Linked DNA regions of Homo sapiens: region 2 is linked to region 1. Evidence: read pairs that join two places in POLR2A ChIA-PET (ENCODE). Cell type or tissue: MCF 10A. All regions are shown on one strand. Links, peaks and the distances in the headings refer to the core of each region. The heading gives the core; the rest is flanking DNA. Region 1 overlaps DCLK2 (doublecortin like kinase 2). Region 2 overlaps LRBA (LPS responsive beige-like anchor protein).

Region 1 (2,918 bases), core at 224-2,723:
CCAGCGAAGAAGGCAATGCCCTTGAATCCGTCCCTTCTCAAGTCTGCACCGCAGGCGCCGAGTGACGGCGGCTTCTCGGCATTCCCTTCCCACCACAAGATGGTCTCTCCTGGTCTCTGCAACTGGGGCGAGCCCCCCGGGGTACATGGGAGGCCGTCCTGCATGCACCCTGCTCTGTCCTTTCTTACGCATGCTAAGGACAAGTCCAAGAAAATGGGAACTGTAATCCCACACCTCAGCCCTGCCTGAAACCAAGGCCTCACCCATTAAATTATCTTCTCTTATCCCAAAGGCTGGCTGAGATTACACTTACTGATACAAACTCATCTTTGGAAATGCAGCTGGAGAAAGAACAAAAGCCTTCACGAAGGCACCATCTTAAGCTGCTCTTTCCGAAAAGCCACTTTTCACCTAAGTGGGAAACAGCATCGGTAGGAGAACTATGGGACTCCTCCCGTGCTCTCACCAGCTGTTGGTCTGGAAAGGCAGGCAGTGTGGTAAGCTGAGAAGTTTGAAAATAAAGTTTTCCAGGGGCCTGCTTGGCTGGCTGGAAAGGATGTGAGTAGGTACAAAAGACCCACACCAGTAAGCAGCTGAGAGCCGGACGGCGGCATCAGAAACTGAGACAAGCATGCAGGCGTGAGAGGGGCTGAGGATGGGGCGCGCTGGTCGGACGCAGCGTGGTGAATACCAGGATTCTGCTTCAGGCTCTCCCACTGTCTCAGCGGGGTAAAGAAGGAAACTCTGAGGTGCCTCTCAAACTGTCAAATCAAACTGTCAAACAAAATGCAGATAACACCATCAACTTTACTTTTTTTTCACCTTTATGGACCAATTTCTAGCCCATCATTTTCTCACTGAAGTCTCAGGCCCCAGCTCTGGGGATGAGAACACTAGGGTGACAGCAGATGGGAAGGTCCTGTCTGTAAGTTATCTGATGATTCAACCTCCAGACGGTTGACACTATTTCCACTATCATTTGTATCTGCAGAAAACCAGGTTGGCCCCACAGTCTCAGTTATGAGGACCTATGAGTACCAGGGAGAGTCATTTTGAGGTTATTTTTAATGTAAAAACACTTAAAACTGTTCCGAAGACAGGACACACAGTGACGTGAGGAGGATGAGGAGGATGAGGAGGATGAGGAGGACGAGGAGGATGAGGAGGACGAGGAGGACAATACAGCAGCATCGCAAGTTCCCCCACACAACCATGCCCCAGACCAGGTCCTGCGCCAGGGGAGGATCAGCAGCAGGCCTTCCCCTCCCACTTTTTGGGACAGCCCAAAAGTCACAGGCTGGTGTTTTGGCCATCGAGAATGGGTGCCACCAGAGGCAAGACTGATTGAATTTCCCTGTAGGTACTGAATGGGATCATGACATCAGCAGTTCCTCTGAGCTAACAGCCTGCAGAGTTGTGTAGGTAACATGGGGTTAGAGGGGACACCCTGCCAACATGCGCAAAATGACAACTGAACACACATAAACATACAACATTTACAATCACCATCAGAGCTGCAAACAATAACGGGTTGTTTGTTCACACAAACACCCTGTCAGAGCCCAGGGGTTTGTCTTTTGAGTCCTGAACTCCTCATCAGCAAATGGAAAATGGTATTTGTAAACCACACGACATAGGTTCTGTCTGAGGGGGTCTAAGCGTCATTATCTAGGACAGAGCCTGTAGAACAGCTAATCATTCCAGAATGTCAGCTGAGAGCCAGCCATAAAGAGGCCGGGCACAGGCCTATGGCCACTGATTCCTATCTGGGCCCCTGAGTCAAAAAGTGACCCCAGCAATGACTCCCTTCACAGTCTCCGAGCAAACTCTCCTAAGCCCTGGGCACAGGGCGGTTAAAGGTTCTTCCTCTCAGAAGACTTAACATGGTTATTAAATTTTGATCCTAACCAATCTCTCTTCTTAAGGTTTTTTCATGACACGTTGAGTATGCCAATTTTTAATGTTTTATTTTTCTAAATTTTCCAAGAAGCTGCCTTACAACGCAGTGCACAGCAAGACTGTGTACCACTGAGCCCATCCATCAATGCTAGCTCTCGCAAGGGAATCGCTGGAAACATTCTCATGCTGTTGGCTCAATCAAGATGGTTCTTTTCAAAGTGTCTAAGCTGTAATTCTTTGACAACTCTGACTTTCTCAGGCTTTCAGCAAAACACTGCTAAAATTCAAGGGAAACCACAACTCAAAAGGCCTTCTCACTGCTTTGGCACAGAGCGCCCCCAAAGTCCTGCAAGCCATCAAAAGACTCAGCTTGCAAACCCAGGCTCTGTCTGGAGAGGGAGAGAGGGAGAGAGGGAGAGCACACTTTCTGGCAGGGGAGCAGCTGGGGAGTTGCAAGGACACACAGAGGGTGGCCACATAAACGCAGCCGGGGGACAGAAGAGAATGACGGCCCAGTGGGTGCTGAGAACCTGGTGGACGCTCAATCCATATAACAGAGTGCTGCATGCTCGTGGGGTGTGTGGGGTGTGTGGGGAATGTGGGGTGTGTTCGGGTGTGGGGTGTGTGGGGGTGTTGGGGGTGTGTGGGGGTACCTGGTGTATGCTCAATGCATATAACAGAGTGCTGCACGCTCGTGGGGGCGGGGGGTGTGGGGTGTGTGGAGGTATGTGGGGTGTGTTCGGGTGTGGGGTGTGTAGGCTGTGTGGGCTATGTGGGGGTGTGGGGTGTGTGGGTGTGTATGTGGGGGGTGGGGGTGTGGGGGGTGTGGGGGGTGTGGGTGTGGGGTATGTGGGGGTTATGTGGGGTGTGTTGGGGTGTGGGGTGTGTAGAGTGGGGGGTGTAGGGGATGTGTGGTGCGGGGGATGTGGGTTGTGTGGGGGTGTGGGGGGTGTGAGGTGTGTGGGGATGTGTGGTGTGGAGGGTGTGCGGGATGTGTGGTGTGGGGGATGGGAGTGTGT
Region 2 (2,918 bases), core at 116-2,615, 130 kb before region 1:
AATTACAAATTGCAGTTTATCAAATATATCAAGCCTAGTCATTTGAAAAATGTTGTGCTTGGTAAATCTTATTTTCGGATATTATACTAAAATATTACAGCACATACTTATTTAAAACAAGAACTCTCATTGTGGTATTTACCTTCCATTCTAAAACCATATAAAGGTAATATAGATTGCCTTATGACATAACTTTGAACCTTTTTTTAATGGAAGAATATGAATGAAAATAATTTGACAGCAAAAGAAACTATCCACAGAGTGAACAGACAACCTATGGAATGGGGGAAAATTTTTGCAATCTATCCATCTGACAAAGGTCTAATATTTAGCATCTACAAGGAACTTAAACAAATTTACAAAAAAAAAATTAAAAAGTGGGCAAAGGACTTGAAAAGACACTTCTCAAAAGAAGACATACATGTGGCCAAAAAGCTTGTGAAAAAAAGCTCAACATCACTGATCATTAGAGAAATGCAAATCAAACCCACAATGAGATACCATCTCACACCAGTCAGAATGGCTATTATTAAAAAGTCAAAAAGCAACAGATGCTGGCGAGGTTGTGTAGAAAAAGGAATGCTCTTACACTGTTGGTAGGAGTATAAATTAGTTCAACCATTGTTGAAGACAGTATGGTTATTCCTCAAAGACCTAGAGGCAGACACACCATTTGACCCAGCAATCCCATTACTGGGTATATACCCAAAGGAATATGTTATACTATTATAAATATACGTCTGCATGGATGTTCATTGCAGCACTGTTCACAATAGCAAAGGCATGGAATCAACCTAAATGCCCATCACTGATAGACTGGATAAAGAAAATGTGGTACATATACTCCATGGAATAGTATGCAGCCATAAAAAAGAATGAGATCATGTCTTTTGCAGGGACATGGGTGGAGCTGGAGGCCATTATCCTCAGCAAACTAATGCAGGAAGAGAAAACCAAATAGCACGTGCTCTCACCTAGAAGTGGAAGCTGAATGATGAGAACACATGGACAGGGGGAGGGGAACAACACACACTGGGGCCTCTTGGAGGGTGGGGGGTGGGAGGAAGGAAAACATCAGGAAGAATAGCTAATGGAGGCTGGGCTTAATACTCAAAGGGTCACTAATATATACTATAGAGCATATTTATGTGTATCCTTTTTAAATTTGTTAAACTATGAGGTATGAAATAATATTTAGAAAACATTAATGAAATACTGCATTAGAAAAAGGTATTTAATTTTTTTTTTCATTTTAAACATTTCGGAGTATCATTTGGAGAGTTATGGAGAATGCTGATTTTGATTATTATGATGCCAAATACTGAGAATATCTTACATGTATCTTCTGAGCAGAGCTTCTGTTCCACAAAGTTAAATCCATGCTTAATATAATTTTTGCCAAGTAAATTTTAGTTGATTGCACCTCAGTTGTTGATTAGTAACCCATCGGCAGTAGAAAGATGGCAGTGTTTTTTCCAGGCTGTTTGTTCCTCTAAGTATCTAGACGAGGCCGAGTCAGCCTTATGGGTCTAAAGCTGCCAATTTTCCTGTGGTTTCTTTATTTCTTTATCCCTTTATCCAGCTGCTACTTACTGCTATTGCCACATTTGCCCTCTGGCTCATGGGATAGCATGCTTAGCTTCCCCTGAGGCTACTGTTAATGCTTCCTTTTTACTCTGCTGGCTGGAAATGTACTTGGCATCCTTAGTCTTAAACCTCTCCTCCCTCTTTTTTCCACAGACACCAGGCACTTAAGTAGCACTTTCAGCCTGCACCAGTTATCAGTAGTAGCTTTCAACCCCTCATTTCTGGTCTGGTAACTCAGCACACTGTCCCAAGAGAGCTTGACTAAGCCAATTTGCCCCCTCTTCCCTTCTTCCTCTGTCTGTTCATCTTTCTTTTTTCTTTTTCCTACCCATCCATTTCCTTGACTCTCCTTTTATTTTTCTCTTACTCTCTTTAATCTCCCAAATGATTTTTTTCTGCTTTTAGTATAGCAGATGCCCCAGAATTAGGCAGATACTTGTAATAGAAAATAAAACAATAGTAAATTTTAAAATTAAACATTTGCTCAAGATTGGATCAACTAAAAAACGAGTTTATTTTTTATGACTGGTCTATTCGCCCCTTTATGGCTATAATGCAGATTTTTTGTATTAAAAGTGTATAGGTTTGTGTTTTTGTTTTTTTTGTGCTTTTACATAAAGAGTTGTGAAGATCGTTTTTATGCAGGCCTGCTCATTCAAGATGATCTGTGATGTGGGAAAAAAGTAAAATCTTTTTCTAGCTAATGTTTTACAAGGAAAAGAAAAGCTACTTTTATTTTTATTTATTTATTTTTTTACATACAATGATTCGAATACACAGTTTGAGTTATTTTTCAAACTAACTTTCTCTGAATATGCTATAAATGTTGGCTGTTCATTTTTCAAGTAATGGTTTGTAAACAACTTTTAGGCATTCTTAGCTAACTAATATTTATGACCAATAGTTTAGGACATAAAGATTATACCTATGAATTGGGGGATCAAGAACAGTAACAGTGCTCTGCAGGCCTCGATCATTAACTGCCAACAAAATCTACAGGACAATTCCAAATGTCTGCAAAAGAAAAACATGAAAAATTCATACTGATAATTATAGATCAGAATCATTTAAAGCCCTTATCTCCTTCCTCCTCTCATTTCCCTAATCTTAATTCTTTCCTCTGAAAAAAAAAAAAGAAATTAAAGTTTGTATTTTATAAATCCAACAAATTGTGAATTCTTTTTCTCTAGCCTTATTTAACCAAAATATATATTGTTTTACTCTACCTCCACAATTAGGTCTGTATTTTAAAGATACAAAATGCCCTTCTCATCGTAATTCCCTGAAGGTATTTTTATTTAGTTTGTGAGGTTTAATGCTGGGTCTAAGTT

Evidence for each region. ChIA-PET counts read pairs that join two places held together with the same protein. Peaks named below come from ENCODE experiments on the same cell type or tissue, not always from the same donor. Only the 100,000 strongest peaks of a DNase experiment are listed, where the experiment ranks them.
Region 2: POLR2A ChIA-PET joins it to region 1 with 6 read pairs; 2 of 35 experiments call an interaction of 5 or more read pairs at or near these places.

What each region holds. Positions count from the first base shown.
Region 1 is chr4:150,251,330-150,254,247 of GRCh38, reverse strand. All of the region lies in intron 15 of DCLK2 (doublecortin like kinase 2), which reads right to left. Among named protein-coding and RNA genes, the nearest start is that of DCLK2, 170 kb to the right of the region's middle. In MCF 10A, for the core only: no CTCF peak of the experiment used is centred there; no DNase peak of the experiment used is centred there.
Region 2 is chr4:150,384,558-150,387,475 of GRCh38, reverse strand. The region is part of intron 47 of LRBA (LPS responsive beige-like anchor protein); the gene reads left to right. Among named protein-coding and RNA genes, the nearest start is that of LRBA-AS1, 190 kb to the left of the region's middle. In MCF 10A, for the core only: no CTCF peak of the experiment used is centred there; a DNase peak (open chromatin) is centred at 1,635.